Linked DNA regions of Homo sapiens: region 1 is linked to region 2. Evidence: chromatin loops called from intact Hi-C (ENCODE). Cell type or tissue: heart left ventricle. All regions are shown on one strand. Each heading gives the region's core, and the rest is flanking DNA. Links, peaks and the distances in the headings are about the cores only. Region 1 holds the start of CLEC19A (C-type lectin domain containing 19A). Region 2 overlaps SYT17 (synaptotagmin 17).

Region 1 (16,792 bases), core at 5,025-13,024, 60 kb after region 2:
CCCTTTGGTAAGTATTCAGCTGGGACACAAATACTCTCACATTTTTTGCCCACTCGGAGAGGTCTGTTCACATACCTCATTCCTAAATTTATTTGTTACCAATTTTCCAGTCATGTTCCTTCCAAGTTCCTGACTATTCAGCCAAACCATTGGCTATAGCCCATGAATAATATATAGTCCCATGTCTGGCCACTTCTCCTTCCAAGCAAAGTGCACAACCAGGTGCACTGCCCAAGGTTGTGCCAATTGAGAAGATGTCCCTTCACCGTTATCCATCAGAAATGTCCCAGAAACTGACTGTACTGCTGCAGCTGTCCACTTCTGGGTGATGCCTGCATATTATGCAGAAATATCTGTAAACCAGACCCCAATCTTCTCTTTTCTTGTCATCTGATCATAGGGTACTCCCCATGAGCCCAAAGGTGCAGGCTGGGAGAGAGAAGATAGTGTAGCAGGAGTGGGGAGCATGGGCATCTGGTCCACTTCTTCTTGTAAGGTACTTGTGCCTTCAGGACCTGCTCAGGCCTGGTCACATACCAGATCACATACATACCTGGTCATACCTGGTCACAAACATACCACTTCCATTTGATGAAGGAGTGCTGCTGTGCATGTCCAACTTTATGGTTTGGTGGATCAGATAACACCTAATTCATGATGGGCAGCTCTAGTGGCATGAGAGCTTGGTGACCCATAGTCAAGCGTTCAGTTTCTACTAAGGCCAAGTATCACGCCAAGAGCCATCTCTCAACAGGAGAGGAGTTATCTGCGGATGATGCACGGCCTTGCTCCAAACTCCAAACAGCATCCCCATCTGCCACTGACACCTTAGGCACCACTAGATCTGCTGGATCATAAGACCCAAGTGGCAGAGCAGCTTTAACAGGAGTCTGGACCTGTTACCAAGCCTTCTCCTGTTTTGAGCCCCACTTAGAACCAATGGCTTTTTGGGTCACTCAGTGAATGGGCCAGAGTAACACAACCAAATGAGGAATGTGTTGCCTCCAAAATCCAAATAGGCCCACAAGGCATCATGCCTATTTCTTGGTTGTAGAAAAGGCCAAATGCAACAATTTATCCTTTACCTTAGAAGAAGTATCTCAACAGGCCCCTCACCACAGGATTCCTAGAAATTTCACTGATGTAGAAGTTCCTTGAATTTTAGTTGAATTTATATTCCACCCACTGTCATACAAATATCTTACCAATAAGTTCAGAGTGGTCGCTACTTCTCACTATGTCCAATCAGCATAATGTCATCAATGTAATGGACCAATGTAATACTTTGTAAAAGGGAAAGGCAGTCAAAATACCTGCAAACAAAATTATGATATAGGGCTGGAGAACTGATGTATCCCTGAGGGAGGACAGTAAAGCTATATTGCTGGCCTTGTCAGCTGAAAGCAAACTACAGTGGATCCTATGGACGGATATGGTAAAAAATGCATTTGCCAGGTCAATAGTTGCATACTAGGTACCAGGAGATGTGTTAATTTGCTCAAGCAATGAAGCCACATCTGGTACAGCAGCTGCAATTGGAGTCACCAGTTGGTTAAGCTTATGATAATCTACTGTCATTCTCCAAGATCCATCTGTCTTCTGCACCAGCCAAATAAGAGAGTTGAATGGAGATGTGTTCTCCATCCAAACTGAACACAGAATGGAGAATCACCACCCCTGTGTCTTTCAAGTCCTTGATGATGGCACTAATCTCTGCAATCTCTCCAGGGATGCAATACTGTTTTTGATTTACTATTTTTCTGTATAGAGGCAGCTCAATGGCTTCCATTTGGCCTTTCCATAATAGTCCTCTCTCCACAAGTTAGGGGGTCCATGTGGGGATTCTGCCAGCTGCTAAGTATGTCTATTTCAATTAAGCATTCTGGAACTAGGGAATGTTTAATAACCATGGGATGGGTTCCAGGACCCACTGGACCCACTGTCAGTTGGACCTGAGCTAAAGCTCCACTAATCACCTGACCTCTGTAAACCAAAAAGTGTGTGAGACAGGTCTCAATCAATTTAGAGGTTTATTTTGCTAAGGTTGAGGATGAGTCTGGAAAAAAGAGACACAAGTTAGAGTGGAATCTAAAGCCTGTGCTTTTTCCCAAGACAATTTTGAGGACTTCAATATTTAAAGGGAAAAGAGGGGGCAGGAGGGGAAGGAGGAAAGAAACAAGGAGGGGGAAGATACACAGTGAAGGGAGTGGTCACATTCTTGTGAGGCTCTGACCAGTGCTCAGTGAATCCACATTTTACATGTGAAAAGGAATGAGTGAGGGGAAAAGTCAATTATGTATTCATTTCACACTCAGTAGATCTACATTTTACATAAGATAAAATAAGCATGTGAAGTTATAGCTATCTGGTTAGGAACAAAAGAAAGGCAGTTTTTGCATTACTCAATTCCCAAGCTTAACTTTTCTCTTTGGCATAGTGAGTTTGGGGTCCTTAGATTTTATTTTTCTTTGACACCTCCAAAAGCCCTTACTTTGACTGGAGGGCCACAGTGCCCTTTTTGGGTCTCCTGGAATCAATGTCAGTTAGAGCCAGTATTGTAGTCCCCAAAGGTCTGATTATTTCCCTTTCCCCAGTGCACAGTTACCTATGGTAAAAGGCCATAGGTCCCTTTGGGGAAGGATGGGGAAAAGATTAACAGCATAAATCTTCAGTAGTGTACCAGGGTCCTTCCTCAGGGAGACTCAGCCTCTGCTTCTTTCAAGGGGTTCTGGGGTCTGTAGGCTAACTCAAGTCTGGAAAATGATTGAGGGACCATGATTCTCTGTTTTTATGATTTAAATTACTTTTGTTCACTTGACCTGAAAGTTTTCTGCTTACACAGATCAAGTAAGAATGTAGTAGACTTCCAGGGCCAGACAAGGTGACACACATCTGTAGTACTAGCTACTTGGGAGGCTGAGGAGGGAGGCTCACTTGAGCCCAGGAGATCAAGGCTGCAGTGAACTGTGATTGTACCACTGCACCCCAGCGTGGATGATAAAACAAGAGCCTGTCTCTTAAAAAAATTTTTTTAATAGCTAAAAAAATTAAAATTTTAAAAATAAAAAGAATTAAACAAATAAAAGAATGTGGTAGGCTTCCCATCTATTTCACTTCTAGGATCACCATGATTAATTAACCAATGCCAACAGGAACACCATGATTAATTAGCCAGTGCCACAGGTCAACAGGAGGCCAACTATTCTGGTTGTTGCTTTGCCTTTGTGATCCATTATGGTAAACACGCCCATCTTGCCTTTGATGGTTAGTGCTGCCACTTGGCTGCTGCCACCCCGGAATCAATTATTCCCATTGCATTTAAGTTTTCCAGTTGAGTGACTGCAGTTCCCACTGTAAGGTCTGGCCTACAGAGAAGAACAATTACAGAGCTCTTCAAGGATGCTAGTGTTCCCCTCACAAATCTATTTCTCAAGCATTAGTCAAAGGCATATTTTCTGGTCCCTCCCAGTGTGAGTGTGTGACAAATCTACTCTATCATCCCAATCTCCCTAAACCTTTAAATCTCTTCTTGCATTAAACCAGGGGAGATCAGGCATCTCCAGCTCCATCATGGTGGGCCATCTTTTGACCCATGTTTCAGCCAACCAGTCAAGGAATCAAACTATTCACATCTTTTCTAACTCCCCAAGCTGCAACAATAATGCAGACTCTCTGCTTAGTGAGCCTATGTTAGTAAATTTGGCCTGATCTAACTTTCTGTTCCTTCCACCATTATCCCACATCCTGAATATCCTTTCCCACACATGTTCTCCAGATTTCTGTGTGTATAAATTAGAAAACTCATGTAGTTCTTTTGGTGTGTAGCGTACCTTCTCATGGGTCACACTTTGTGCCTCACCTTTATGGGCCTGCTGGGATTAGAGACAGGTTATAGGTCTAGAAGTAAAAAGGGGTGGTGGAGCTAGGTCCAGAGGAGAATCAGCATTGTCTTGCCTGGCAACTGCCTTGGAGGAGGCCACTTCTGTTTCCTCAAGCAATGCAGGGCTTAATCCCCCTAGACAAGGGGGATTAACTTATAAAACCTGTAAGTGGTGTAAGACCTATACCACTGCAGACAGGGAGGTCACTTCACTTGGGAAATAAGACTCATCAGAATCTAAGAGCTCAGAGCAGTAAGCTATGATTGTGCCATGGCATTCCAGCCTGAGCAACAGAGCAAGACCCTGTCTCTCTTTTTGAGACGGAGTCTTGCTGGGCCATCCAGGCTGGAGTGCAGTGGTGCCATCTCAGCTTTCTGCAACCTCCGCCTCCCAGGCTCAAGCAATTCTCCTGCCTCAGCCTCCCGAGTTGCTGAGATTACAGGCGCCGGCCACCATGCCTGGCTAATTTTGGTGTTTTTTTTTTTTTTTTTTTTTTTTTTTTTTTTTTGAGACGGAGTCTGGCTCTGTCACCCAGCCTGGAGTGCAGTGGTGCGATCTCGGCTCACTGCAAGCTCCGCCTTTCAGGTTCATGCCATTCTCCTGACTCAGCCTCCCGAGTAGCTGGGATTACAGGCGCTAGCCACCACACACGGCTAATTTCTTGTGTTTTCAGTAGAGATGGGGTTTCACTGTGTTAGCCAGGATGGTCTCCATCTCCTGACCTTGTGATCCACCCACCTTGGCCTTGCAAAGTGCTGGGATTACAGGTGTGAGCCACCTTGCCAGGCCAATTTTTGTATTTTTTAGTAGAGATGGGGTTTCACCATGTTGGCCACGCTGGTCTCAAACTCCTGACCTTCAGTGATCCACCCCGCTCAGCCTCCCAAAGTGCTGGGATTACAGGCGTGAACCACCATGCCCGTCCAAGACCCTGTCTCTTAAAAAAAAAAAAATAGAAGTTCAGTGTCCCAGCCTCCTCAGAATCCTCCCACACATCCCTCCCAACTTACAGGGCCCATTCTTTCCCAATCAATACCCTCACCTTAACGGTAGACACCCTGAGGGGCTGAGTTTACCTTTCATTGTAAGTCAGCCAATTGGAGGATGAGGGCTTGTGTTTGATTTTCAGCACTTTCAACCCTATGACCATACAGGAGAGAAGATTCTGCTTCAGGGCACACTTAGAAGCTTCCAGGCTAATTGTGTGCATCTAGAGCTGAGAAATTGAGTCCCTGTCCTCATTCTTTTCTTTCATCACTTTGTCTACCGATGTTAGGAGCAACTAACCCACATCATTCTATGCCTTGGCTTTCTACAGATGCTCAAAAGTATCATGCACAGGGTCACTAAGTTCCTTGCTTCTTCTTAGCAGTGTACTAGGAGTATCAAGTGCATTTATTTTGTGTATCTCTATTAACAGTTCATGCCATGGACTATCAATGCTCTCCGTACTATGAGAAGTAGAATCTTTAGCATTTTGGGGTTTAATCAGATTACAGAGCCAATTCCAGAAACCCCAAAACCAAGTAAGGAACTTCATTCTTAAAATTGTTTCTCTAAATGGTTGGGCGCAGTGGCATAGGCCTGTAATCCCAGCACTTTGGGAGGCCGAGGCGGGCAGATCATGAGATCGGGAGTTTGAGACCAGCCTGCCCAGCATGGTGAGACCCCCATCTCTACTAAAAATACAAAAAAAAAATCAGCCGGGCATGGTGGCGGGCGCCTGTAGTCCCAGCTACTCGGGAGGCTGCGGCAGGAGAATCGCTTGAACCTGGGAGGCAGAGGTTGCAGTGAGCCGAGATTGCGCCATTGCACTCCAGCCTGGGCAACAGAACAAGACTCCATCTAAAAAAAAAAAAATTGTTTCTCTAGAACTACCTCCTGGTACCAAAATCTGTATTAGGATTCTCCAGAGAGACAGCCAGTAGGATAGATGGAAGGGGATTTATTGAGGAGGAGTTGGCAAACACAGTCACAGAGGTGAAGTCTCAGGATAGGCCAACTACAAGCTAGAAAACCAGAGAAGCTGGAGTGTGGCTCAAAGCTGGGAGTGTGGCTCAGTCCAAGTCCAAAGCCTCATAACCAGGGAAGCCAGCAGAGCAGCCTCCAGTCAGACTCAAGAGACCCCAAAGGCCACTGGTGCAATCCCTAGAATCCTAAAGCTGAACCTGGAATCCAATGTCCAAAGGCAAAAAGAGAAAAAGTGTCCTACTCTGGAAGGAAGAGGGAGAGCAGAGAGATGACCAGTCCCCCTCCTTCTGACCATTTTTTCCAGTTGGCTCCCTGCCAGTTGTTTGGTGTCCTCCCACACTGAGAGCAAGTCTCCCTCTCTCAGTCCACAAACTCCCATGTCAATCTCCTCTGGCAATGCCCTCCCAGACACATTCAGAAACAACGCTACCTCCGGGATTGAGGCATCCCTCAATCCAGTCAAGTTGACACCTAAAATCAACCATCACATCAACTTGATACTTTCCTATACAGTATTTTTGAAGGTTCTAAAGTGATTGAAAGGTAGCTAACATATATGGAATGCTTATCATGCGACAAACATTTTTCTAACCACTTGTATGAGGGAAGTATTGATTTCTTCCCATTTTGCAGTTGAGAAAACTGAGGATTAGAGGGGTTAAGTAATCAGCATATAATCACACAGCAACAGGTCTGGAGTCTGAACAACAATGCATCTGAATTGAAAGCCATGAAATGAACTGGCATCTATTGCCTCTTTTATAATTGTGGTGAAGGGGTAAGGGACTTTGTTTAATTGATAAACAACATTTTTTAAAAGCTAATAAATTAAGGGAGATAGATGATTGACAGATAAATAGATGATAGAGATTAGATAGACAGACAGACAGAGGGAGAGAGATAAAAGAGAGAGAGAGGGAGAATCTTAATGGAACTTCAAGATGCCATGAACACAGTGTATGTATTGGGAGAGAGAAAAGATAGGCCACCACTCAATAAATACAACTTTAAGAAGCCAGAAAATACATACGGTGTAACAAAGAGACGCCTACAACCTCCAAATGACAGCAAAGATCATATTTGTTAAGTGAAGAAATTGTTTACTTTCTGGCCAGAAAGCTTGAGGTCTAGAACAGGGATTGGCAGGTGACAGCCCGTGGGCCAAATCTGGCCCCTTGCCTATTTTTGTAAATAAAGTTTTATTGGCACACTGCCTGGTCCAGTCCTGTATTTCTGGCAGAGTTGAGTAGTTGTGACAGAGGCTGTGTAGCCCACAAGTCCTAAAATATTTACTGTCTACCTCTTTTTTTTTTTTTTTGACAGAGTCTCACTCTGTCACCCAGACTAAAGTGCAGACACCATCTTGGCTCACTGCAGCCTCAAGCTCCTGGGCCCAAGCGAACCCCCTGCCTCAGCCTCCCAAGTAGCTGGGACTACAGGTGTGCACCACCACACCTGGCTAAGACTTTATTTTTTAAGTAGAGATGGGGTCTCACCATGTTGCCCAGGATGGCCTCAAACTCCTGGCCTCAAGCAATCCTCCCACCTCAGCATCCCAAAGTGCTAGAATATAAGCATAAGCCACTGTGCCTGGCCTGTCTGGTTCTTTATAGAAAAAGTTCCCTACCCTGTCCAGAGCAGGGTTTCATAAACTTTAATATACACACAACCCACCTGGGACGCAGAATTGATTCAGCAGGTCTTGGGGGGCCTGAGATTCTGCATTTCTAATGTGCTACCAGGAGATCCCCGTGCTGCTGGCCCATTGACCATACTTGTGTTTGAGCAAGTAACAAATATCTTGTGTGTCTCCATTCAGAGAGGGTACATGAACTGATTTATAAAAACCTTCAGGCATCAAAATACAACACAGATAATTTAGGAGGTTTATTTGCCAAATCAAAGGATTCTCCACTTTTTAGAAGGATTTCTAGTGGCCTGCTTTGGACCACTCTTCTCCTTCCCACTTAATGTGTCCACACCCAGAGAGACATTGCTATGGTTTGAATGTCTGTCCCCTCCAAAACTCAAGTTGAAATTTAATTGTCATTGTGATGATATTGGGAGGCGGGACTGGTACTGAGTAATCAATGGGCTTGCTACCCAATGTGCCCAGAGGCCAATATCATGGCACTGGCTTTTAAGAAGAGAAAAGCTTTATTGCTAGTCAGCTGGCAAGGAGACAGGAGGAAAGGCTCAAATCTGTCTCCCCACGCTAGGGTTTGGGTCAGGTTTTATAAGCATAGGGTAATGAGGCATGATCTGATTGGATCTTGCAATGAGATGATGTGGGGAGGCATGACCTGATTGGATCCTGCCATGGGGTAACGTCAGAGCTCAATCCGATTGGATTCTGGATCCTGCCATGTAGTGTCTGCTTCTGAATTCAGTCCCTGCTCCTCAGTCTGAGCACTTAGGTTCCCCCTGTGGTTGCACACTTGGTTCATCTGGGCATGCTCAGGTTACATGACCTTCAATCTGAGGGTCCATGGCAAATGAAAAACAACTCACAACTTTGTTACGTAAAAGTTGAACTAGACTGGTCCGATGAGGTTACAGGACTTTTAAGAGGTGTCTGGGTTATAAGAGCTCTTCCCTCATACATGGATCAAAGATGTTATCACAAGAGTAGCTCAGGTATGGCAGGAGTGGGTTCATCCCCTCTTTAAAAAGCTCTGTCTCTCTCTCTCTGTGACTCATCTCTCTTTTACCCTCTCACTATCCACCATATGATGACTCAGCAAGAAAGCCCTCACCAGATGCCAACACCTTGATCTTGGCCTTCCCTGTCTCTAGAACTGTGAACCAATAAATTCTGTTCATTATAAATTACCAGTCTCAGGTGTTCTAGTATAGCAGCACAAAACAGACTAAGATAGACACTTTTAAATTCCAAGCAGCACCCAGGAACATGACAGCAGGAGCCCCCAAATTTCAGCTTGCAAGATGATAGGGAGTAGGGAGAAAATATCCAAACTTTCTTCCACATTTATATCTTTTATCAACCTTTAATAATGTCCAATGTGGGTGTGTGTGTTTTATAACAGAAATAATATATTAGTACAGTGAGTCGTACCTGCACATCACTTATAAACATGTAATAAATATATCCCATTTATAAATAAGTAAGTGTGCATGCTCTGGGATATGCACCAGTACACTAGTTTTGAGGCAACAGATCTACCCGAGGAGGCATCCTGTAGGTTGAAGCTGAGCCTGAGCTGTGCTCATATTCTGAGTCAGACCTTGGCAGACTTTCAGCTCCAGTGCCAGCAGGCAAGGCAAGCTGTGTGGGCACAAGTTAAGTTATTTCTCACAAGCACAGCAGCAGGTGTTCCAGAAAGACTTGGAAGCCAAACAGACACATTCCAGTCCCTGTGAGTGCCAGCCACATGAGGTGTCAGGGCACCTGGCAGAGCATTTCTGGAGAGGAATAAGGGAGTGCAGGGGCAGGGGATGTGGGTGATGCCAAGGAAAGCCTTGCACTAGATCAATGACAACAATAGCAAATGTTGCTGTCATTTATTGAGCACCTACTACTTGCCAGCATCTATGCCAAGTTTTAGAAACAAATTACTTCATTTAATCCTTGTGAGGTAGGTACTCTACTTATCCCCCATTTTACAGAGGAGGCAACTGAGGTTCAGAGAGGCAAAGTGACTTGTCTAAGGACACAGAAAGTGGGGGAGAAAGACTGTGGTTTTTAGAAATATTGATTCTCCAAAAGAGCGATGAGATCCCAATGAAAACACTAGGGGTTTTTAAACATTGAATTCTGAGCAAGCCACACAGTAGAGCTATGCACTAGTGATGACACTTGCACCTCTTTGTGGAGCACTTATTCTGTGCAACACTCTGTTGAATCTTCTACAGATGCCTCCTTTAACCCCCGGAGGAACCCTGAGAGACCCTGAGAGGTGAAGGGAGAGGAAAGGAGGCTGACTCACACAGGCTTCCTGGTGCTTCCTCAGCGGTGGATGCTGTCAGGATCAGACCCATGGGGTGGAGACCTTGGTGAACCGAAGCTCAAAGAGCCTGGCTGAAAGAGATGCTCTTTCTCAGCTCCATGCAATTGTTGCCCTGTAGAAATGAGGGCTATGTTTCGTTAGGTCTTCCGATTTTCCAATAGAAGGCAGAAATCCGGACTTATACCTAGCATCTCTTGGTTTTATACCTTAACAAATTTTTTAGAATTTAAAACTCTGCAGACCAAACAAATGACATCCATGGCCCAGGAGACCTCTGCGCTCAATGCTTACTTGCAGTAATTTTACCTTCCAGTACATATCTACTCTGAGGGAGGTGAGATGCTTTGTCTCCTGTGACAGGCTGGAATGTGAGTTTCGTTACCATCCCATTTTACAGAGGGGGAAACTGAGTCTCAGAGAAGTGCACACCCAAGGCCACAGCGTGACTCAGAGACAAGACTGAGAGCTAAATTTTGTCTTGGTTCAGAGGCAAGCTTGGGAGCTAAAATGTCTCTTGGTTCTTTGAGGGGGGCTGGCCTAGGCTGCTTTGCTTTCAGCTGTCATTCTGAGCTGTCTCCAACAGTGTGAAGAGGAGGGAGGAGAAAAGGAAGAAAAGAGGAGGGGACTGGAGTCCATCCAGTCTGTCCCAGCTCCTGCCAGGCTCCATCTGACCCTAGGAGAGCAATCCTGGACCCAAGCTCCAGCCAAAAAGCCTCTCTCCTCCACTCAGGCTGGGAGGTTGCTTTCTAGGAGCTCAGGATGCAAAGGTGGACACTGTGGGCTGCAGCCTTCCTGACCCTCCACTCTGCACAGGCCTTTCCACAAACAGACATCAGTATCAGTCCAGGTAAGTGCAGGGACCAGGGCTGGGAGCAGGTGGAGAGGAGTACACTCTCAGGAACTTATTCTATCGGTGAGGCCTGGCAGCTTCTGTTGGGGGGTTGGGGTGGCCTGACCCGAGTCTCCTGACAGCTTTCCCCCTACCAGCTTTGTCATGGGCACTCTTCTAGGCCCAGACACAAAAAGTCCTGGGTTTGAATCCCAGTTTTGCAGTTTACAAGCTGTGTGACATAGAGGAAGTTTCTTGATCTCTCTGAGCCTCAGCTTCTTCTAGAAAGTTGGGTCGCAATGGCATTCTCTTTGGGCTACTGTGCAAGGCAGATAAGATAACATGAGGAAAGTGCTTTGCACAGTGTCTGGCACTACAGGAAGATCTGAACATGGTAGTTTTGTGAGGGATTTGGCATCTGGGCCCCAACCCCACCTTGGCTGTGACAGCCTTCCCAGGGAGCTTTCAGAGCTGCTGCAGTGCCACCAGAGGTTAGGTGCGCAGGGAGGGAGACTTGTCCCTCTAATGGCCTCCCTGGAGGCCTGGCCCAGCAACCCCCAGCCTTGTGGGGCATCCCCAGGGATGAGAACCTGTCAGCCTTGGGCATGTGGCCTCCCAGTGTCCCATATGGAGGGTGAGGGTCTTCAAATGAGCTCAACTTCTTCCACTTTGCAATAGGAAGGCTGGGTTACTGATTCTGGGGGACCCTCATCTGGATGAGAAGAGTTCTGAATCCTATAATTTGGTGGCCAAGAGTCTTGACTGTCACCTCTACCAGGTTCTTTCCAGGCTTGTTTATGTTCATATATGGATTTATTTATCATAGCAGTGGCAGAGATATCATTTTTAAATCCCCGTTCAAGTAAAACTAATAATGAAATACCTAGATGGAGATTCTCATAAGGCCAAATTATTGGGTTGTGATAGTGTTAGAGTGACTTTAAACAGAGGGTTGATAGGGTTGTCAGATAAAATACCAATAAATAAATATTAATAAATTATTTCTTAGTGTAAGCATGCCCCAAATATTACATGGGACGTATTTATACTAAAAATTATCTGTTTGTTTACCTGAAATCAAATTTAACTAGGTATCCTTCTTTTTTTTTTTTTTTTTTGTTAATCTAGCATCCCTAGTGGTAACAATAAGGGATAGTCTTAGCTCATTTGGGCAAGGGGTTTCAGTTCTGTCCTAAACTCTCTGAGTGTATTCATCAGCTCAGGCTGCGAATATCACAGACTGGGGAGCTTAAGCAACAAACATTTATTTCTCACAGTTCTGGAGGCTGGGAAGTTCAAGATCAGGATGCCAGCAGATTTTATTCCTGGTGAGGACTCTCTTCCTGGCTTGCAGATGGCCGCCTTCTCACTGTACCCTCACATGGCAGAGTAAGAGAAAGCTCTGGTCTCTTCCTCTTATAAGCACACTAATCCCATCATAAGGATGGGATCCCATCTAAATCTAATCACTTCCCAAAGGTCCCCCCTCCCAATACCATCACATTGGGAGTCAGAGCTTTAACATATGAATTGGGGGCAGGGAAGAGGAGAGACACAGACATTCCATTCATAGCAGTGACTTGCCTCCTTACTCTCGGACCTCAGTTTCCTCACCAATACAATAAGCAAGTAGGAAAGAAGTTGAACAAAATATCCTTGCAGACTGCGCCTCGTATATCCCAAGATCTTGCCTTTCTGCCCAGCAAAAGTGGGAAGGGGCCAAGACTGAGTTTGAAAGCGGGAGTAACTAGGGGTATTTTCTGTCCTTCACTAGCTTGTGCCCATGGGACCTCTCTGAGACTCAAGTTTCCTCACCTCTCTGAGCCCCAAGTGGGGATAACAAGGGTCCTTATCAAGGGTTTTGGAGATCTTCAATGAGCTCGTGCAGGTGAAGTGCTTAGCACATAGGAAGCATTTAAAAAATGAGTTATTGCCATTACTATGTTTGCCACTGTGGTTGTTGATGTTATACTAGAATTGGCCAGGAGACAGTTTTCTATTCTGACAAAAGTCTTCAACATTGAAAGGAACTTCTGAACATCAGTCCCCAAGCCTCATCCCTACTCTATAGATAAGGGGACTGAGATTGTGTCAATCTCAGCTACCTGGGAGAGCTCGCAGTTTGGAAATGGAAGGATGGGTCTTAAAGATCCACTCAGCCCAACCTTTCCATATTAAGGCTATGGAAACTGAGGCTACAGAGGCCAATTGAGCCAACCATGGTCATCACTGTCCAAGTGGCAGTTCAACTGCTTCCCAGGCTCCCAGCCCTACAGGAAGCCCAGTTTCAGCCTATGCAGATAGATTCTCTAGAGGAAAGTGATTTCAACACAGAGGGAATGTGTGTGAGTTTATGGGTGCATATGGGCAGGAGCGTGTGTGTTGGTATGTTGTAGGGAGGATTTAGGGGTCTCTGTGGGCCCCGGCCGACCATGAGAATACATGTACCTCCAAGGTCCTCCTTATTGAGAATAGGCTTGGTTTTTCATCTTCTTCTGTGGACCCCCAGCCTTTAGGTACAATGCATAACAGGGCACAGGTCATGGGTCATTCATCCCACTACTCCAGACCTTTCATCACCCACCCCTTGCATATGCAAATATACGCAAATAGCACAACTCAGCCACCCCCTATGTTTTGGAGGAAAAAAAACTTTTTAGACATCTCTTAGAGACTTGGGAGGATTTAGACAGACTAAATCCTTTTCCCAAAACCTTTTCTCTGAATCTGCCTTTGATCTCATTGTTTAAGTGGATTAATGAATGTAAAGTCCTCAGAACAGTGTCTGGCACCCAGTAAGAGCTACGTAAACATTTATTATTCTTCTTCGACCATCAAAAAGTTTCCTTTCCCTGACTCCTGAGCCCAAGAACTCTCTATAGCAAAGGAAATTTATAGCAAAGTGTTTTGAAGCTCAGGATCTGCTTCTGCAGGGCTTCAGAAGCGTAGAAGGGGAATAAGTCAGGTTATGTAGCCTCTTCCTCACCCATCCAAGAGCCTGGCATTGCACTCTCAGCTCTGGGAAGGTTCTGTGACCCAGACTGTTTCTACTGTAATAATATCTAATACTTACTAGAGTCTCTACCTCTGAGCTGGAACTGGCTTTTCTGTGAAGTAGGCACTATGATCATGCCCATTGTACAGATTAGAAAACTGAGGCACAAAGAGCTGAGTTTCCCACTAGGACCATCTGACTCCAGAGTCCAAGCTCTGAAGTTGGAGCATAGAGACATAGGCAACGGTGTTCCTACCTCCTAGAGCAGCCCGGATCCTAAAGTGTCCCTTGGACATTCTATCCAGTTCCCCCTCCTCCTCTATGGTCACAGAGCAAGCACTTTGTACATACTTCTAGAATACTTAGTATGCGATGACTCTGCCATGTGCATGTTCCTCCTTCCAGACTGAGAGCAACCTAAGGACACAGACCTCAAGCCAAATAGGCACCCAGGAAACATCGACTTATTTGCTTAATTGTTACATTTGGTGTTTAATAGATTTATTTCACAAATGAGAAAACTAAGACCAGAAAGAAGATATCTTTTAGAGGCGCTAGTCTGTTCAGGAGTTTCTGAATCTGTCAGACTCAAGTCTCAATAGAGTCTCAATCATTGCTCTGCCACTTTTGAGCCAAGACAGTAAGTGACTTACCCTCTCTGAGCCTTAGTCTCCTCATCTGTAAAATGGGGATGATACGGATACTCCCTCCTAGGCTGATCTCAAGGAGTCACATACTAAACACCCAATGAATGGCTGCTATTATTAGCAATATAAGAAATTGTCTAATGCTTTTTTCTGTGTTTCATGTGGCCTCAGGAGTGGCTCACAGAAGGGGCAGCAAAGCTTAGATAGGAGAGACCTGGTGCCACCAGTTCCGCTTCCCAGAGCCAGGGCTCACTGTGAAGGAGGTGGTAGAACCCGTAGGACAGCAGGAGGGCACTGAGGGTGACTGAGTCCTCAGAACGCAGCAGCCACCTTCCTGGAGTCTGTGAGACACTTTCTTCCAGCCCGCTGGGAGTGTCTGGGGCCTAGTATGGGGACTGGGTGGACAAATGTGGCCCCTGAGCCTCTCCGCCTCCCCTCCTGGCTGGGTCCCAAGACTGATCTGGGCAGGAGGCAGCAGGGTAGTGCATTTGTGGGCGGCTGGATTGGGGCCAGGGGAGCCAGCAGCCAGATTCAGTAGGAAGGTGACAATTTATTCCTTTAAAAAGAGTGGGGGTGGGGGGGAGCCCTGAGTTCCACTGATGTGTTTTCTTTTCCTAACAAGCTCAGAACTCCCAAAGGCTTTGACCCCCCACCCCAGCTGGGAGACCTTGGGGGCCTCTGATGTTGCTAATTGAAGGAAAAGACCATGTGGTTTGGCCTCCTGGTTTCCAGAGCAACAGCCCCTTTGTGCATCCCCTCCCCTCTGCCTCTCTCCCTCCACTTCCCCTCCCCCACCACCAGTCTCATCTCTTCCCTCTTCTCCTTCTCAAGTTCCCGGCCATGCTAAACCATTTCTAATTCTCCAAAGCTCCATTCTCTCTCACACCTCCAGACCTCTGCACACACTGTGTCCTCCCCCCGGAACACTCTTTCTCTAACTCTTGTTCATCCTCCGGGTCTCAGTTGAGACAGCACCTCCTCTAAGAAGCCTCCCAGATCTCCAGGTCTGGGTTATGTTCCACTTTTAGGTGTTCCTGTGGCAACACCCTCTTTTCCCCCATCCAGGAAGGGAACTCATGACGCCGTGTCATAATCACCTATGGGATCCTTGAAGATGGGGACAGGGCAGCCACCAATTCAACTAGGGAGAGAAAGGGGCAAACAGCCAGTTTCTAAAATAATCGAGGGGGCTGCTCCCTGAAGTTTTTGCTGGCATGATACACATCCACAAATTACATGCTAATGACATCTTTATTTTTGCTCCTTTTTCTTTTTCTTTCTTTCTTTTTTTTAGAGACAAGGTCTTGCTCTGTTGCCCAGGCTGGAGTACAGTGGTATGGTCATAGCTTGCTGCAGCCTGGAACTTCTGGGCTCAAGTGATGCTCCCTCTTCAGTCTCTTGAGTAGCTGGGACTACAGGCATGTGCCACCACATATGGCTGATTTACAAAAAGTGTTTTTGTAAAGGTGGAATCTTGCTATACTGCCCAGGCTGGTCTCAAACTCCTGGCCTCAAACGATCCTCCTGCCTTTGCCTCCCAAAGTCTGGGATTACAGGCATGAGCCACTGCACCTGGCCTGTGCTTATTTTTCTTAGGTTTGGTCTTCATAGACCATAAGGCTCATGAGGTCAGAAGGCGCATCTGTGTAGTATACCACACAGTATCTTCAGCTTGTAACCTACTGCCTGAGACCAAGTAGGTGCTCAAATAGTACTTGTTGAATGGATAAAGGAATTAATGAAGGACCAGACCATCAAGATTGGAGCAAAAGGAAATGGGCTTAAATGCAGTAGGACTCTCTAGGTTTGGAGCTAGACAGGCTGGCTTCAAATCCCAGCTGGGAGCTGTGCGATCTTGGGCAAGTTGGCCAACCTTTCTGTGCTCTGGTTTCTTCATCTGTGAAGTGGGGGTGATAGTGGCACCTACCTGGTAGGATGTGTGAAGATTGAGTGTATTTTTCTGTATCAAGCATTTAACACAATGCCTGGCACACAGTGAATGCTGAGTCAGAGTTGGCGCTGATTGTTGTGTTGCCATGGTTACCTGACTGTCAAGCTATAAAGCTAAAGAAATCCCTTCACAAGAGACAGATTAGCAGAGGCTGGCTTGGGGTCAGGCTGATGAAAGGCCTACTATTCCCAATTCCTTAAACCCAAGAGGTAAAGGAGGAGGGGGAAATGCCGTGCAGGCTGGAGTTAATGATCGTTTTGGTGCAAGCCAGCGCTCTTTTCCACCTCCCAGGTCCTCACAATTAAAGGCCTTTGCCTGCCCTGTTGGAAAGGGGAGTAATTGAGCAGTGACCTGTCACAGCCCCATTTTCTGGTGTGTTTCACCCCTGGCATCCATAACCACCAAATTACTCAGTGGAGAAAACCTAAAGGACCAGAATGGGGAGGTGGGGTGTAAATGGCTCAAGGAACTTGTTTTCCACTCTGGGAGGAGCAGACAGGGTTGGAGGCAGGGGTTCTTTTTGAAATATCCACAGTCTTTAAGACCAAGG
Region 2 (16,792 bases), core at 4,249-12,248:
CTGCTGATAAAGACATACCTGAGACTAGGCAATTTACAAAAGAAGGAGTTTTAATTAGACTTACAATTCCACGTGGCTGGGGAAGCCTTGCAATCATGGCAGAAGGCAAGGAGAGCAAGTCACGTCTTACATGGATGGCAGCAGGCAAACAGAGAGAACTTGTGCAGGGAAACTCCTCTTTTTAAGACCATCAGATCTCGTGAGACTTATTCACTATCACGGGAACAACATGGGAAAGACTTGCCTCCATGATTCAATTACCTCCCACCAGGCCCCTCCCACTATATGTGGGAATTCAAGATGAGATTTGAGCGGGAACACATCCAAACCATATCAACTTTTATATAATAATATTGATAAATTCAGGATCAGAACACAACAAAGAGTATTGGGGCTTTAGTGAAGGCTTCCCTCATTCTGTTCCATCTGTATGGGGCACCCTTCCCTGCAATATTTGCTGGACTAAATCCTACTTATCAAGGCTTAACTCAAATGCCTCCTCCTCCATGAAGACTTCCTTGACCATGCCCCTCCCAAGAATAGATTGTGCTTCAGTCTGTCTTGGGTTTCATTTATATTGCTGATTAATACTTGAGCCCTACAATTATTTCTTTTTTTTTTTTTTTATTATACTTTAAGTTCTGGGGTACCTGTGCAGAACGTGCAGGTTTGTTACATAGGTATACACATGCCATGGTGGTTTGCTGCACCCATCAACCTGTCATCTACATGAGGTATTTCTCCTCATGCTATCCCTCCCTTAGCCCCCCAACCCCCAACAGATCCTGGTATGTGATATTCCCCTCCCTGTGTCCATGTGTTCTCATTGTTCAGCTCTCACTTATGAGTGAGAACATGCGGTGTTTGGTTTTCTGTTCCTGTGTTAGTTTGCTGAGGATGATGGTTTCCAGCTTCATCCATGTCCCTGCAAAGACATGAACTCATCCTTTTTTATGGCTGCATAGTATTCCATGGTGTATATATGCTACATTTTCTTTATCCTGTCTATCATTGTTGGACATTGGGGTTGGTTCCAAGTCCTTGCTATTGTGAATATTGCCACAATAAACATACATGTGCATGTGTCTTTATAGTAGAATGATTTATAATCCTTGGATATATACCCAGTAATGGGATTGCTGGGTCAAATGGTATTTCTGGCTCTAGATCCTTGATGGATCTCCACACAGTCTTCCACAATGGTTGAACTAATTTACACTCCTGCCAACAGTGTAAAAGCTTTCCTATTTCTTCACATCCTCTCCAGCATCTGCTGTTTCCTGACTTTTTAATGATCGCCATTTTAACTGGTGTAAGATGATATCTCATTGTGGTTTTGATTTGCATTTCTCTAATAACCAGTGATGATGAGCTTTTTTCCATATGTTTGCAATTATTTCTTAATTGAGGTGAAATTCACATAGTATAAATGTAATCATTTTAAATATACAATTCAGTGGCATTTAGTAAATTCTCAGTGGTGTGCAACCATCACCTCTATCTAATTCCAGTTCTGGAATTATGGAATTCCATAATTGGAATGTTCCATATGGAACATTCCCATCACCCAAAGGAGACCCTGTATCCATTAAACAGTCACTCCATATTTCCCCCACCTCCCAGATCCTAGCAATCACTCATCTACTTTCTATCTCTATGGATTTACCTATTCTGGATATTTTATCAATGGAACTGTACAATATGTGATTTTTTGTGTCTGGCTTCTTTCACTTTTTTGAGGTTTGTCTACATTGTATCAATGCTTCATTGTTTTTATGAATGAATAACCTACCATTGCATAGATAGGTGATGTTTTGTTTATCTATCTGTTGATGGACATTTAGGCTGCTTCCACTTTTGTCTATTGTGAATAGTGCTGCTATGAACATCTGCGTACAAGTTTTCATGTGGACATGTTTCCTATTCTCTTAGGTATACACCTAGGAATGGAACTGCTGGGTCATACACCAACCTGTTTACCAAAGCAGCTGCACCAGTTTTCATTACCACCAGCAGTATACAGCGTTCTTGTTTACCACATCCTGGCCAACACTGCTTATGATTTTGTGTGTGTGTGTTTATTATAGCCATCCTAGTGGGTGTGCAGCCCCTGGAATTTTGATTTGTTTTTATATCTTCCTTGCTCTCCACCAATAGATACTGAGTTGCTTGATGTCTGGGATTGCTGCTTAATCACCAGAAACCTTGTGTAAGGGTTAACCATGGGCTGAGTTTGAACCTTGTTCTTTTTGTTTATGATATATGATCTGGAGCAAGTCATGCAGCTCAAGCTCTCTAAGCTTGAATTCTTTCATCTGCAAGATGGAAGCCTCTGGAGTTGTTAAGGAAAAGAAATGCGATTCAGCTTTAGTGCCAGGACAGTGCCAGGACTATGGTGATTTCTCCATAAAGGTTTGCTGTAACAATCATAATCGTGACATCCCCAAGTGCTTGGACCTAGTACCTGTTACATGAGCGTTTATTAAATGAATCAATGAATCCTTTGCTATTGCACAATTAGCCCTCTTTTTTACTTTCTATCAACTGCTCCCCTGACTCCAGACAACAGTTTTACAAATTGATCACTCCCCAGATAAGGCAGACAGAAACAGTGGCCGGATCAATGGGAATGGTTCCCTGGAAAAGTACAACCTGAAATCCCTGTTGTGCATGCTGTGTATGGAGGATGGGATGGGTAGAGAGTACAGCAAGCTTGTATCTGCAAAGGGAAGAAGGAATAAAAGAGCTTTGCTTTCTTAAGATGAAAAACACTCAGTCTTCTTAGAAAAAGGATGACTTCAGGAAGTGCCTTGTTGAAGGTTCGATCAATGGCCCCAGGGGAGGGAAGGAACAATTCTATCCACACTTGAAGGCTGCAGAGGTGGCTTGAGGGGCTCTTAGGTATTGAGGGCCCAGAAGATGGCCTCACCACCTCCTTCCAGTTCTGTGAAGACTGCCAGGATTGGGCAGAGCCCCTGGGATCAACCACTGGGCAGCTTGCCTTGGTTCCTGTAGGCGTCTCTAGAATCCATTCATTCTGCCCACACTGGCCTTCTCTTTGTTCCTTTGAACACACTGACTGAGTGATGCCGGGTTTATTCCTCCCTCCCTCCATCCCAGACCTTGCACATGTTGTTCCCTCTGCCCCATGAGTCCCTATCCCTCTTTCCTCCCTCATTCCTCTTCAAACCTCGCCTCTCAGAGAAACCCTACCCCATCCACCGACTGAAAGGGCAGCTCCCACGCGAACCCCATCCATTCTCTTACACTGCCTAATTTGTCTTGTTTTCCTTTTTCATATTTATTTTATGTTTTTAATGGGAATATTTCCCACATAAAATAATAAAACAAGGCCGGGCGCGGTGGCTCACGCCTGTAATCCCAGCACTTTGGGAGGCCGAGGCGGGTGGATCATGAGGTCAGGAGATCGAGACCATCCTGGCTAACAAGGTGAAACCCCGTCTCTACTAAAAATACAAAAAATTAGCCGGGCGCGGTGGCGGGCGCCTGTAGTCCCAGCTACTGGGGAGGCTGAGGCAGGAGAATGGCGTGAACCCGGGAAGCGGAGCTTGCAGTGAGCCGAGATTGCGCCACTGCAGTCCGCAGTCCGGCCTGGGCGACAGAGCGAGACTCCGTCTCAAAAAAAAAAAAAAAAAAAAAAAAAAAAAAAAAAAAAATAATAATAATAATAATAATAAAACAAACACCCATGTGTCCATCTCCCAGATGTCGTAAGTCGCCAATATTTTGCCACATTTGCTTACTTCAAATCACTCCCTTTCAATCAACTGCATTGAGGCGGAACTTACTGTTTGTTGATTTTTGGCAAATGCACACGTAACTGCTACCACAATCAAGATATAGCATATTGCTATCACCCAAGAAATGTTCTTCCTTTCTCTCACTCTGCTATATTTTTCTTCCTAATACTTAGCATTACCTGAAATCATCTCATTTATGTATTTTTTAAAATCTGTGTGCTATCCATCCCCCCCACAGGAGTGTATGTTCCATAAAGTCAGGGACGGTTCTCACTGGTGTATCCTTAGTCCTGGTACATAGTAAACTGTTTTTTGTTCTGTTTTGTTTTTGTTTTGTTTTGTTTTGTTTTAAAATAAAAGGAAATATCACTGTGACTTATAAACCTGGGAGGAGCAAAGTCCAGGAGGACCTGGATGGCCTGGGCTCCTGAGAATTCTCCGCATTGCTCATACTAGAGTAGATGTGTCAGCAGGGTCATGCCCTAAAGACACCGCATCTTCCAAGCCCTTGAGAAGCAGCAGGAAACCCCTAGCAACAGTGCAAAAGGGGCTGAACTTCTTTTATTACTCAAGACACTCAGTTGACCATTCCTATTTTGAAAATCTCCATACTTGGATACCCAGGGCAGGGCAGCAGGAATGTAAAGGGGCAGAAATGGACAGATGAGGTATGATGTGAAGGGGGCAGGTCCCATCTAAAGGAGCACTGCACTGCTCTGTGGCTAGATGTTGGGTTAAAGAAAATTATTCAATGACATTTCTTTCTTTCTTTCTTTTTTTTTTTTTTTTTGAGATGAAGTCTCGCTCTGGTGCCTGGGCTGCAGTGCAGTGGTGTGATTTCGGCTCACTGCAACCTCCGCCTCCTGGATTCAAGTGATCTGCCTCAGCCTCCCAAGTAGCTGGGATCACAGGTGCACACCACCATGTCTGACTAATTTTTGTATTTTTACTAGAGATGGGGTTTCACCATGTTGGCCAGGTTGGTCTTGAACTCGTGACCTTAGATGATCCACCCACGTTGGCCTCCCAAAGTGCTGGGGTTACAGGCATGAGCCACTGCACCTGGTCCTCAATGACACTTCTTGAAGTATGGCAAGGCAGAATTTATTGAGGACCATCATGATATGTACAGGGACCACAGTAATGGGATTTTTCAGTCACAGAGAGAAACTAGGCTCAGCCTCAAATACAGCATAGACAAATGGGAATCTATAGCCATGGAGCAAAGTCGGGGGTCAGGGATTTTTTAAAAACATTACTAAGAGGAAGCATCAGAGGAGTAAGGGGGACTCTGGCTAAATCAACCTAGCAGGATTTTTGCTGGAGACAGGCCAGGGTGATCAGACATTACCTGAGGGATGACGAAGAATGAAGAACCTGTCTGGGCATGATGGCTCATGCCTGTTATCCCAACAGTTTGGGAGGCTAAGGCAGGAGGATCACTTGAGGCCAGGATTTCAAGACCAGCCTGGGTAACACAGGAAGACCTCAACTCTTAAAAAAAAAAAAATCATCCAGGCATAGTGGCACATGCCGTAATCCCAGCTATTCAGGATGTTAAGGTAGTAGGATCCCTTGAGCCCAGGAATTTGAGGTTGCAGGGAGCTATGATCATGCCATTGTTCCAGACTGAGTGATAGGGTGAGACCTTGTCTCAAAAAAAAAAAAAAAAAAAAAAGAGAGAGAGAGAATGAGGAATCTGACCAAACTGACTTAGCAGCGTTCTTTGCAGAAACTGGATTTTACAAGGTGGTGCACTGATGGGCCTAGGAGGTTTAGGAGCCTGACTAAAGTTTGGTCAAGTAAAGAATCTTTGTCACTTGCCTGGTGGGAATGCCAGCGTTACCAGATCTTCCTGTTTTTCAAGCAAGGCAAGAAACCCACATTTTTTAAAAATGTGGAATAGCCTGATTCTTGAATTGTATAATAATTAACAAGTAATTATAAGTTAAAATGTGATGTGGGGCAAACAAAATACACCTGCAGGCTGTTTGTTAGCAACTTCTGAGTTAACATGCGAGATTGTTTCTTGTTTGTTTGGGGACTAACTCACTCAGTACAGGAATCTTTTGGTTTGACTGTTCACCCTGTCAGTAGATGTTTATTGAGTATCTACTATGTGCTAGGCATTGTTCTAGAGCCGCTGGGTATTGTGCTAGGCATTTGGCATTAATTTGTTGAAATGACTGGCATCAAAAAAGATAGAGATGAAAGATAGATGATAAAGATAGATAATAGACATAGATAAATAGATGACTGACAGATAATAGATGGTTAGATTATAGATAGATGAGACAGTTAGATAGATAGATAGAGATGTTACCCTTTAAAGATACATATTGAAATATTACAAATAATATAATGACTGGGAGTTACTTCAGAGGAATATGGGGAGTTGAATGAAGGTGTAAGTGAGGGGAGATTCACCATGGGATGAGAATTTTTGAAGCTGAATGATGTTTGGGTACGAAGATGGTGGGGTATACTCTTCTGTCTGGTTTTGAATATGACTGGAAATTTCCCACACTAAAATGCTTGTTTTAATGTCCTCATCAGTTAAAGATGCATTCTGAAGGATATGCAGGTACAATGACACCATATCGAGGGCTTAGTTTAAAATATTCAGCTAAAACGTTTCACAAGTCAGAATATAGGTGAAATACCATTTGGCAAAATGTCGATAATTGTTACAATTTTGTGACGGATAGATGGAGATTTGTTATGCTAGTCTATTGTTTTGTATATGGCTGAAATTTTCTACAATACTTTTTTTTTTAAAAGGGGACAGAGAAGTGGGAGGCCTCCTGTTTTCTAGGTACCTTTGGCAGTATGGAGTCATGCACTTAGGTGTTCATGGGAATTTTCCACAGTGTGACAGAGCTGACATCAAGGGGATGGGTACTCTTCAACAAGGGATGTCACTGTGCCGAGTGTTGCTATCGTGAGGTTAGAAGCGTGGGATCTGCTGGGGACTCCAGGTTAAGAACAGATTTCTCACTCAGTTCCTCTGCAGGGCATTCTACCTCCCAGGTATCCTATTGGATGGCAGAATAACAGCAGTCAGAGTATCTGGAACCAAATCAGCCTCCCTGGGTTTAAGTACCAGCTCTACCACTTTCTTGCTGTGGCTTTGGACATGTTATTTAACCCTGTGAGCCTCGGTTTCCTCATCTGTTAAACAGAGTTAATACTAATACCTCACAGACTCATTAGTCATTACATGTAAAGCGCTTAGCGTAGTACATGGCAGTGAAGCATTTTTTAAAAAATTATTGCTGCTTTTGTTGTTATTGTTGTTGCTGTTGAGTGATCTAAGAGCGGAAAAAACTCAGAGATAGATGGACCACAATAATTAGAGGCAGAGATGAAAAGAAGTCACACACAGAGGCTCCCACTGTCAACTGATGCGCTCACAGCAACCTGTTTGTGAGCTGCTGCAATCAATTTCTTGTATGGTGGGTGCAAAAGGAATAAAAGGAGAAGGCAACTTCCTGATCATTTCCTTTCTCTACAGAATGAAGTGGAGCTGGGGGAGCTGCTTCTGTCACTGAATTATCTCCCAAGTGCTGGCAGACTGAATGTTGATGTCATTCGAGCCAAGCAACTTCTTCAGACAGATGTGAGCCAAGGTTCAGGTACCGTGTGATTCCCCTCTTCTCTCACTTTATTAATGGGGCATCTGTGTTTGTGTGGAGAACCCAGTTTTCTTTTTCCGTATCCTGGATGAGCATTACTCATCTCAGGATGAGGCAGGTAAATGATGCCATCTTAGTAACCCTATTGGAATTGGGGAGTTGACTGAGACTGGTTGTGATAACTACTGGAAACTTAAAACCTATTTGAACCCAAGGAAGTGACTTGGCCTTTCCAAATGCTATTCCTGCAATGTAGACGCCATCCTGCAGGTGGCGATAGTGTGCATTGACTATCCATTCTAATCAATGAGCGTGGAGGACACACCCTAAGGTTTTTCGCCAGCTCATTTCATGTGTGCCATAAATTTTTATGAATTCCAACTCTGAAAAGACTTGTATTTAAAGTGTGTATATTATAGCAAAAACCATTCAAACATGACTTTTAATGGAACGGAACAGATTCCATTCCATCTGCATGTTGCTTCTTCCATGACAGCAAAGGATATTACTGTGAAAGCAGCTGTAGTCAGGGATCTGTTCAGCTCAGTGGTGGAATTATTGTCTTCTCTAAGTGCGGTAGCTAAAATAAATTACTTTTGCAATAAGGTGACAGCTAGAAGACACCTTGCATTCTCAAAAGCCACATTATAAAAACAGAGGCTTAGAAAGGGCCAGTGGAGGCAATGGTATTAAGACTGAAGAGTTTCAGACTCACCACGATGGGAGAGTCAGTATGATAAAATCATTAAGGGTTTAGGAGTCAAATGATGTGGCTTACAAATGATGTGGCTTTAGGGAAGTTACTTAACCACTATGTGCCTCAATTTCTCAATCTCAAAAACTGACATAATAACAGTATTCATCTTGATAAGTTGTTTAAACAAATATTAAATTAGATAATGTACATGAATCCCTTTGTAAACTGTAAAATGATCTAAAAATGAATTATAATTCTGCCATCTCTATTCACCTGTATATGGGCTATGGGCTCACTGAAATGATAATGGGTTTCCACAGACAGAAATCCAGGGCAGGCTCTGAGTCTGGTTCTGTGTCCACCAGCAAGATCTTTAAAAACTGATTTCTCACCTTGAGTCCTCAGTTTTCTTATCTGTAAAATGAACACAATGCTGACATATGGGAGGAGCTCAACAAATATTAGATGGCTAAAGGAAGAAGGAAGGGGATAAGCAGATGAATGGGAAAATGGATGGATAATAGATGGATGGATGGTTGAACTGTCAAATAGATGAGAAATTGGATGGATAGAAAATGGATAGATAAAAGTATGGTGAGATGATGAATGGATCAGTGAACTGACGGATGGAAAGATGGATGGATGGATAAACAGGTGGATGAATGGACGGACTATGAGATGAATGAAAAGTTGAATGGGTGGATGGATAGAAGAATGGAGGAATAAAAAGACAGATGGATGGGAGGTTGAATGGCAGAATGACTGGACGGATTAGGTTTCATGATCTCCAACATTCTATGATGCTGTGTCTAATTTTCAGACCCCTTTGTGAAAATCCAGCTGGTGCATGGACTCAAACTTGTGAAAACCAAGAAGACGTCCTTCTTAAGGGGCACAATTGATCCTTTCTACAATGAATCCTTCAGCTTCAAAGTTCCCCAAGAAGAACTGGAAAATGCCAGCCTAGTGTTTACAGGTAGGTAGCATTCCAAAACCCGATGAACTCCAGGTGAGGCACGTCAAACTTACTGTCCTAGAGCCAGAAGGCATCTAGAGAGAGTTACATTTAAGAACGTAATGTCTGGCATTCAACTACCTGGGTTTGAACCCACTTAACATCTATGAACTGGGGCAGGACTCATAGAGCCCTATAATATAATTGTTAGAAATGTGGACTTGAGCCAAATTTCCTCAGACTGCCACATAATAACTGAGGTCTTTGGCAAGTTACTTAACTCCTCTGAGCTTCAGTTTCCTCATCTACAAAATGTGAACAATAATAGTACGTGTGGCATAGGTTTGTTGTGAACAGTAAATGACTTACGACTTTGCAATATACTTGGTACATAATAAGTACTCACTATGTGTTAGTTTTGATGATGATGGTGGTGATGATTCAAGTTCCCTGCAGTCAAATAGAGAGGCATATGAAAAAACAGTGTCACCTAACTCAGAAAAAGGGATTTTTAAAGTCTTCCCAGAGGATGTAGTATTTAAGTAGAGGCTTCATGTGACACTGTCTGGTAGAATTTAGTCCATTTTTCCAGGGTGTAATCTAATGTAGTATTTCCAGGGTATATTAGTTATTTATTGCAGCATAATAAATCACCCCAAAATTTAGTAGCTTGAAACAACAAACATTTATATCTCATAGTCCCTGTGGGTCAGAAATTCAGGTATACAAAGCTTTGCTGTATAGTTCTGTGTGAATACCTCTGACAAGGCTGCAATCAAGGTATTGGCTGAGGCTGCAGCCTCATCTGAAGGCTCAACTGGGGGAGGATCTCTTTTCAAGCTCACTCACAGTTTTCAGCATGATTTAGTTCCCTGCAGGCTGTTGAACTGGGGACCTCAGTTCCTTCCTGGTTGTTGGCCAGTGACCTTCCTCAATTCCTTGCCACATGGGCTTTACCATAGAACAACTCACAACATGACTTTCATCAGAGTGGTCAAGTGAGGGAGCAAGAATGGCAAGGAAGAGTCTTTTTGTAATCTAATACTGGAAATGACATCCTATTACTTTCATTATATTCTATTCACTAGAAGCAATTCACTAGGTCCAGCCCACACTCAAGAGGAAGGGATTACACAAGGGTAGGAAGAGTGGGAGGTGGGAACCACTGGGACTCATCTTAGAAGCTACTCACCACAACAGGGATAGAGTTAGTAGGAGTAATGGTTATTCTTTCTTGTGTTCTAATTACAGTATGTACTTCCCTATATCATTGCTAACATTCACCATAACCCACCCTGTCAAGTTGATATCTTCATCCTCAACTTACAGATCTAGGGACTGAGGCTTAAAACCTAAACAACCTACACAAAGTCTCAAGCTGATAGAATCAGGACTCAAGCTCTGGTCTTGCCAGCTCCACATATCAAGGGATCTATATTTCCTCAAACACCCAGGTAGGGCTAGAACTGGGGATCGACATCATCCTTTGAGACATCCTTCTCCAGGGTAACTGGAAACTCTCCTCTGGTTAGATCTTGTCTAGAACCCTGGGCTCCAGGTCTCCCAAGAAATCAATCCATGGCTGAAAAACCCTTGCATACAAGATTTCCCCTATATAAACTTATTGCTCCTTCTCACCAAGATTGCAAATGTCTATCCTCTGAGACCCCTTCGAAGCAGGTTGGTTCTGGGTTTTCTCAAGGCCTGTCACCCATAGAGTCTGCGTTGAATCAGGGGATGCCTGCCATATGCAGATATAATGATCCCTTCTAATGCAGTCTGTGATGGCTGCTGTCCGGATGGAGTTACAAATAGACAAGGGCCTCACTCTCTCCTAGGTTTCAGGCCAAGACAGAAGACCGTCACCCCTGACTCCTTAAATGGTGGACAGGCAGGTAGTGGGGCCTATTGTATATTAAACCAAGACACAGATAAAAAATGAAGTCTCTTTTCCCAAGTCCCTGCTGAGAATAAGGGACCTCCTATTGTAAGCTTAGATGAGGAGAGGACCCCAGGGGAAACTGAGAGCCCCCATGGAAAGCCCTGACACTTCATATTTTACTTAACATTTTATGATAAATGTAGCACACACGTGTTATAATGAGTGACACCATGAAAAGATGTGTAAGGACAGAGAATCAGAGGAGAACAGGGGTTATGTGCCTGTGCTGGGGAGCTGATGTCTGGGTCCTGGCTTTACCACTCACCTACTTTGGTGACCCTGGGCAAGATCTGCGTGCTTAGGTTTTCTCAGCTGTAAAATGGGGATAACAATACAGGACACTTCACAGGATTGTTATTTGCATTCAGTGAGATCAATAAACACACGGTGCTGAGCACTGTGCCACCCATAGTAAGCACTCTAGAACTGTTAACTGTTATTAAAGGGAAAGTTTAGTGTTTTCCTTTTTTCTCCCACACACATGGGGCAGCCACCACCTTCTCACTCCCTCATGCAGTTTTGTTTATTTCAGAGTGTTTTCTTGCTGTGTAATCCTTCTCCCCGCTTTTTTTTTTTTGAGACAATCTCATTCTGATGCCCAGCTGGAGTGCCATGGCATGATCTCGGCTCACTGCAAGCTCTACCTCCCAGGCTCAAGCAATTCTCGTGCCTCAGCCTCCTCAGTACTTGGGATTATAGGTGCACGCCACCATGCCTGGATAATTTTTTGTATTTTTTGTAGAGACGGGGTTTTACCATGTTGGCCAGGCCAGTCTCAAACTCCTGACCTCAAGCAATCTGCCCACCTCGGCCTCCCAAAGTGCTGGGATTACAGGCATGAGCCACCACGCCTGGCCTAATGTCTTCCTTTAATGCCTTCCCCTTTCCAGTTCCTTCTCCCTGAAGTCATGCCTTTAATGTTCTGCTGTGTAGCATTCCACACTTTTTTCCTTGTTCACACAAACAATATCCACATACAGAGGGTTCTGTTCCTTTAAAACATTATTCATGAATTCAGCAAGTGTGTATTAAACACCTTCTGTGCCAGGCAGTGCTTCCAAGTTCTGGGAATAGAGCAGTGAACAAAACAGACCTAATCCCTGCCCTGGCGGAGCTTACCAGGACATTCCATGGATACCACACTGACACTTGCTTTGGTTTAATTAACAATGAATGTGTTCGTTGCCTTCAGATCAATATGAATACAAATGGATTTAACTTTTCATTTTTAATAACTGCATTAGATACTGTTGCATGATGTAGTATGATAAAAGCTGAGGTTATTTATTCTGGGGGTGGGGGGGTATGACAGAACTTCAGGGATTGTGATTAGAACTCCAGAAAAATACATGGAAGTATGGAAAATTTTGCATATAGTTGCAGAGGTTTTTTCGAATTCCTTGAATTCCATATGGTTACCTCATAAGGCTCAAACTACAAGGGTAGCCACACCACACCCCCTCTCCATACATCTTTTATTCAACCCACGGCACTTCAGGTGGCAACTGTCAGCTGGGGCAGTGGTCAGCTGATGCTGTCAGGGAAGTCCTGTACTCTCCATTCACAGAAGACCCGCTTCTCTCCTGTAAGTTTTGGGGCCCTGACTTGGAAGTTCAGGCTCCTCTGGTTAAAAGCTCGTTGAAAATATTCTTTCTGGAGAAGGAAGCATTGCCTGCCTGCCCCCTTAAATCAGGGATTCTCAACCCTGGCTGTACCTTAGAATTACCTGAGAGCTTTAAAATGCTACCAATGGCTGCACTGCATTCCGCAGAGACTCTAAAGCAACTGGACTAGGCTGAGGCACTGAGCATCTATAAGTAGCTATTTTTTAAAAACACCCCAGATATTTCTATTGCTCATTCATTGTTCCGAACCACAGCTGTGAGTGGAAATCCCAGCTAGGGTGGCAATTTACATAAAGGGTACTGGCTGGAATAATATGAGAAAGGTGTCTTAAGCCAGTATGTATCTCAGCAAAGCTACAGTTCTCCTGAACTCAGATTCATAAGGTTCTAACCTGCTTTATTTGTCCACTGAGAGAAAGAGCTGTCACCTCTAGGCCGAGGAACCAAAGCCCAGCCTATTAGCATGTTTCCAAACACTTCATAACAAAAGTAAGGTTGGTCTGCAATTTAGCATTTGCCGTGAATCCCTGGTAAAAGCCTGTAATTAGCTGGTAAGCTGGACTTTCTGAACACTTGTTTTCCTGTGTGGGAGGAGGATTTGTCTGCAATTTTCTATCAGGTGGTTTCTGCAGCTGAAGTTTAAAAATAAAAAATGAAAAGAGGGGTAAAATTGCTTTTCACCGCCCAAGATAGCAACACACAGCCCAGAGGGCTTCCAGGAAATTCAGGAAGGTTTACTGAACCAAAGTAAAGTGGAGCTGGCCACTGAGGTGATTGGGCTTTTACTGGATGTTGGGAAAAAGAAGGAAAGAAAGCGTATTAGTCCGTTCTCGCATTGTTACAATGAAATACCGAAGACTGGGTAATTTATAAAGAAAAGAGTTTAATTGGCTCATGGGTCCTCAGGCTGTACAGGAAGCATGAGGCTGGCATCTGCTTGGCTTCCCAGGAGGCCTCAGGAAACGTACAATCATGGAGGAAGGGAAAGAGGGATCGTGCACCTGACATGGCCAGAGCAGGAGGAAGAGAGTGAAGGGGGAGGTGCCACACACTTTTAAACAAGCAGATCTCAGGAGAACTCACTCACTATATAGTACCAAGGGAGATGATGCTAAACCATTCATGAGAAATCCACTCTTATGATCCATCACCTCCCACCAGGCCCCACCTCCAACATTAGTGTTTACAATTTCACATGAGATTTGGGTGGGGACACAGAGGCAAACCATATCAGAAAGGCAGAAAAAAGAAATGCAGCTTGATGGCAAATCTTCAAAAAGTTAAAAATAGAATTAGCATGTGATCTAGCAATTGCACTTGTAGGTATATACCCAAAAGAATTGAAAGCAGGGACTCAAACTCTTATTTGTACACCTACGTTCATAGCAGCTTTCCTTACAACCACCAACAGGTGGAAGCAACCTGAACATGCATCGACAGATAAATGGGTAAACAAAGTGGTGCATACATACAATGGAATATTACTCAGTCTTGAGTAGGAAGGAAATTCTGACCCATGCTACAACATGGATGAAGCTGGAAGACATTATGCTAAGTGAAACAAGCCAGATATGAGAGGACAAATGCCGTATCATTTCATTTATGTGAAATACCTAGAGTAGTCAAACTCATAGACAGAAAATAGAATAGAGATTATCAGGGGCTGGGGGAAGGACAGGATGGGGAGTTATTATTTAATGGGTGCAGACTTTCATTTGGGGAAGATAAGAAAAGTTCTGGAGGCCAGGCATGGTGGCCTGTTCCTGTAATCCCAGCACTTTGGGAGGCCGAAGTGGGTGGATCACCTGAGGTGAGGAGTTTGAGACCAGCCTGGCCAATATGGTGAAACCCCATCTCTATAAAAATACAAAAATTAGCCAGGCGTGGTAGTGAGCACCTGTAATTCCAGCTACTCGGGAGGCTGAGGTAGGAGAATCACTTGAACCTGGGAGGCAGAGGTTGCAATGAGCCGAGATCACGCCATTGCACTCCAGCCTGGGCAACAAGAGTGAAACTCTTTAAAAAAAAAAAAAAATTCTGGAGATGGATGGTTGTGATGGTTACACAACACTGTGAATATACTTAATGCCACTGAACTGTATACCTAAAAATGGTTACTTTTATGTTACACGTATTTTGCTATAATTAGAAGGAAAGAAAAAATAAGTAAATGAAGCTTCAGCCCGGCAGATCCTGAGCAATTCAGAGAAGTACCTGGATGCTGATGCTGGAACCTGGAATACTGTTCTTTTCCCTGAGAAAAGAATGTTCTTTCATTGCCACTTTGAGGGAATAGTTAGGCGTAATAGTTAGGAACCAGACCTTTAGCTTGGGTTCATATTTGTGACTTACTTGCTGTGTAATCTTGGCACTTTGCTTGGCCTCTCTTTGCCTCAGCTTCCTCACCTGTAAAATGGGGATAATGGTACTTACTTCGGTGAATTGTTGCAAAGTCCAAATGGGTAAATAGACATAAAGGCTTAGAGCAATGCTTGGCTCAGAGAAAGTCCTCTTTAAATATGAGACGTTATTATTATTACTTGAAAGACATCCAATTTATGCAGCTAGATGCTACCTTGAGCTTATCTGAAGAAAGGCTACATATATATACATAAATAAATAATATAGTTTATCTACGTTGTCTACATAGAGTCTGAGATTCTGTGGAAAACCCAAAGAGGGAAGGAAAAAATTATTTTGCAGAATTACCTGGGTAGGGTATTGTCTTCCCTCTCGATGTTAGAGAAAGGCCATCTGTCTTCTTGGAGGTAAAGTTTTGGAGAAATCCCTAAATTTGAAAGAACCAAATGTCATGTGTTGAGCCTCTAGCCTTCTCCCTCCCTCAGTTTCCCCTAAGTGGCCAGGGTTTCCTGTCCTTCTGAAAGGCACTCAAAACCCTCTGTATGCTGGGCACAGTGGCTCATGCCTGTAATTCCAACACTGTGGGAGGCCAAGGCGGGTGGATCACCTGAGGTCAGGAGTTCGGGACTAGCCTGGCCAACATGGTGTAACCCCATTTCTACTAAAAATACAAAAATTAGCTGGGCATGGTGGCGGGTGCCTGTTATCCCAGCTACTCGGGAGGCTAAGATCATGCCATAGCACTCCAGCCTGGGCAACAAGAGTGAAACTCCATCACAAAAAAAAAAAAAAAAAAAAAAAAAAAGAAAAGAAAAAAGTCTTATTCCCTTGGCAAACTTGATCAAGAGGCGGCCCTTGGCTAAGGAAGCGTTTCCAAAGCCTGGGGGAAGGCAGGTGGAGGAACTGCTGCTTGCTGGCCGCCTGTTATGGCTGAGGTGGGAGGGGGTGGGACCAGCTCCCTGGGGCTGGAGCTGACCATGTGTCTGTCCTTACTGATTAAATTTTTGGAGCACCTACTATGTACCTGGCACCGTGCTAGACGTTATGTATTCGACAGAGAACCAGACATTCACGGCCTGTGTTCTCATGGAGCTTAATTCTAGTAGAGGCAGACGGACATTAATTAAATGCCACACCAATAATGATTGAATTGTAAATTGGTCTAAGGGCTCTGAAGGAGAGATGCAGGGCACATTTCAGAGTGTCTGACCCAGTCTGTGGAGTGAGAGGAGCTGACACGTGAGCTGGGAGCTGAAGGACAAGGAGGTATTAATCAGCAGAGAGGATTGCAGGGGATGCAGAGAGGTCGGCCGGGCTCCCGCCCCGGAAGAGAAATTGAGGCTGACGTCATACTTCAACCTGGGAGCTAAAACTGCCAGGGGTTGGCATGAAAGACCCCCACACCCTGCTGCCTGCTGCGGGAATTGACCAGGGCATAGGCTTAGAGGGGCCTCATCAATAATAACCAGTGCAGGACAGCTATGGAATACACAGAAAAGAAACAAGGCAATGACAGACACGCCTCAATTTTTGCCAACCCTTGGTGTCTCTCTAAGACTAGAGAATATGGCGTCTCTATTTTCACATGCATCTGCGTCGCCCAGGGATTTGTTAAAATGCAAATTCTGACTCAGTAACTCAGGAGGCCAAGGTGGGCCTGGAATTCTGCATTTCTAACAGTTCCCAGGTGATGCTGATGCTGTGGGGCTGCAGACCACATTTTGGGAAACAAATAGACCCAGGAAGGGCATCAGGGTGAGTGATGATTGATTGTGCCAGTGCATTAATAAGAATTAAACCCTTGGCCCGGTGCGGT

What was found. Peaks named below come from ENCODE experiments on the same cell type or tissue, not always from the same donor. Only the 100,000 strongest peaks of a DNase experiment are listed, where the experiment ranks them.
Region 1: it touches region 2 in a loop (5-fold over the local background); 4 of 110 quality-filtered maps call a loop at or near these places.

Annotation. Positions count from the first base shown.
Region 1 is chr16:19,275,273-19,292,064 of GRCh38, forward strand. CLEC19A (C-type lectin domain containing 19A) reads left to right here and starts at 10,459. Exons shown (of 5, transcript NM_001256720.2): 1 at 10,459-10,667. The coding sequence starts at 10,580. In heart left ventricle, for the core only: no CTCF peak of the experiment used is centred there; no DNase peak of the experiment used is centred there.
Region 2 is chr16:19,215,770-19,232,561 of GRCh38, forward strand. It overlaps SYT17 (synaptotagmin 17), which reads left to right. Exons shown (of 8, transcript NM_016524.4): 6 at 7,276-7,396; 7 at 8,914-9,069. Among named protein-coding and RNA genes, the nearest start is that of SYT17, 56 kb to the left of the region's middle. In heart left ventricle, for the core only: a CTCF peak has its summit at 7,652 (motif pointing right); no DNase peak of the experiment used is centred there.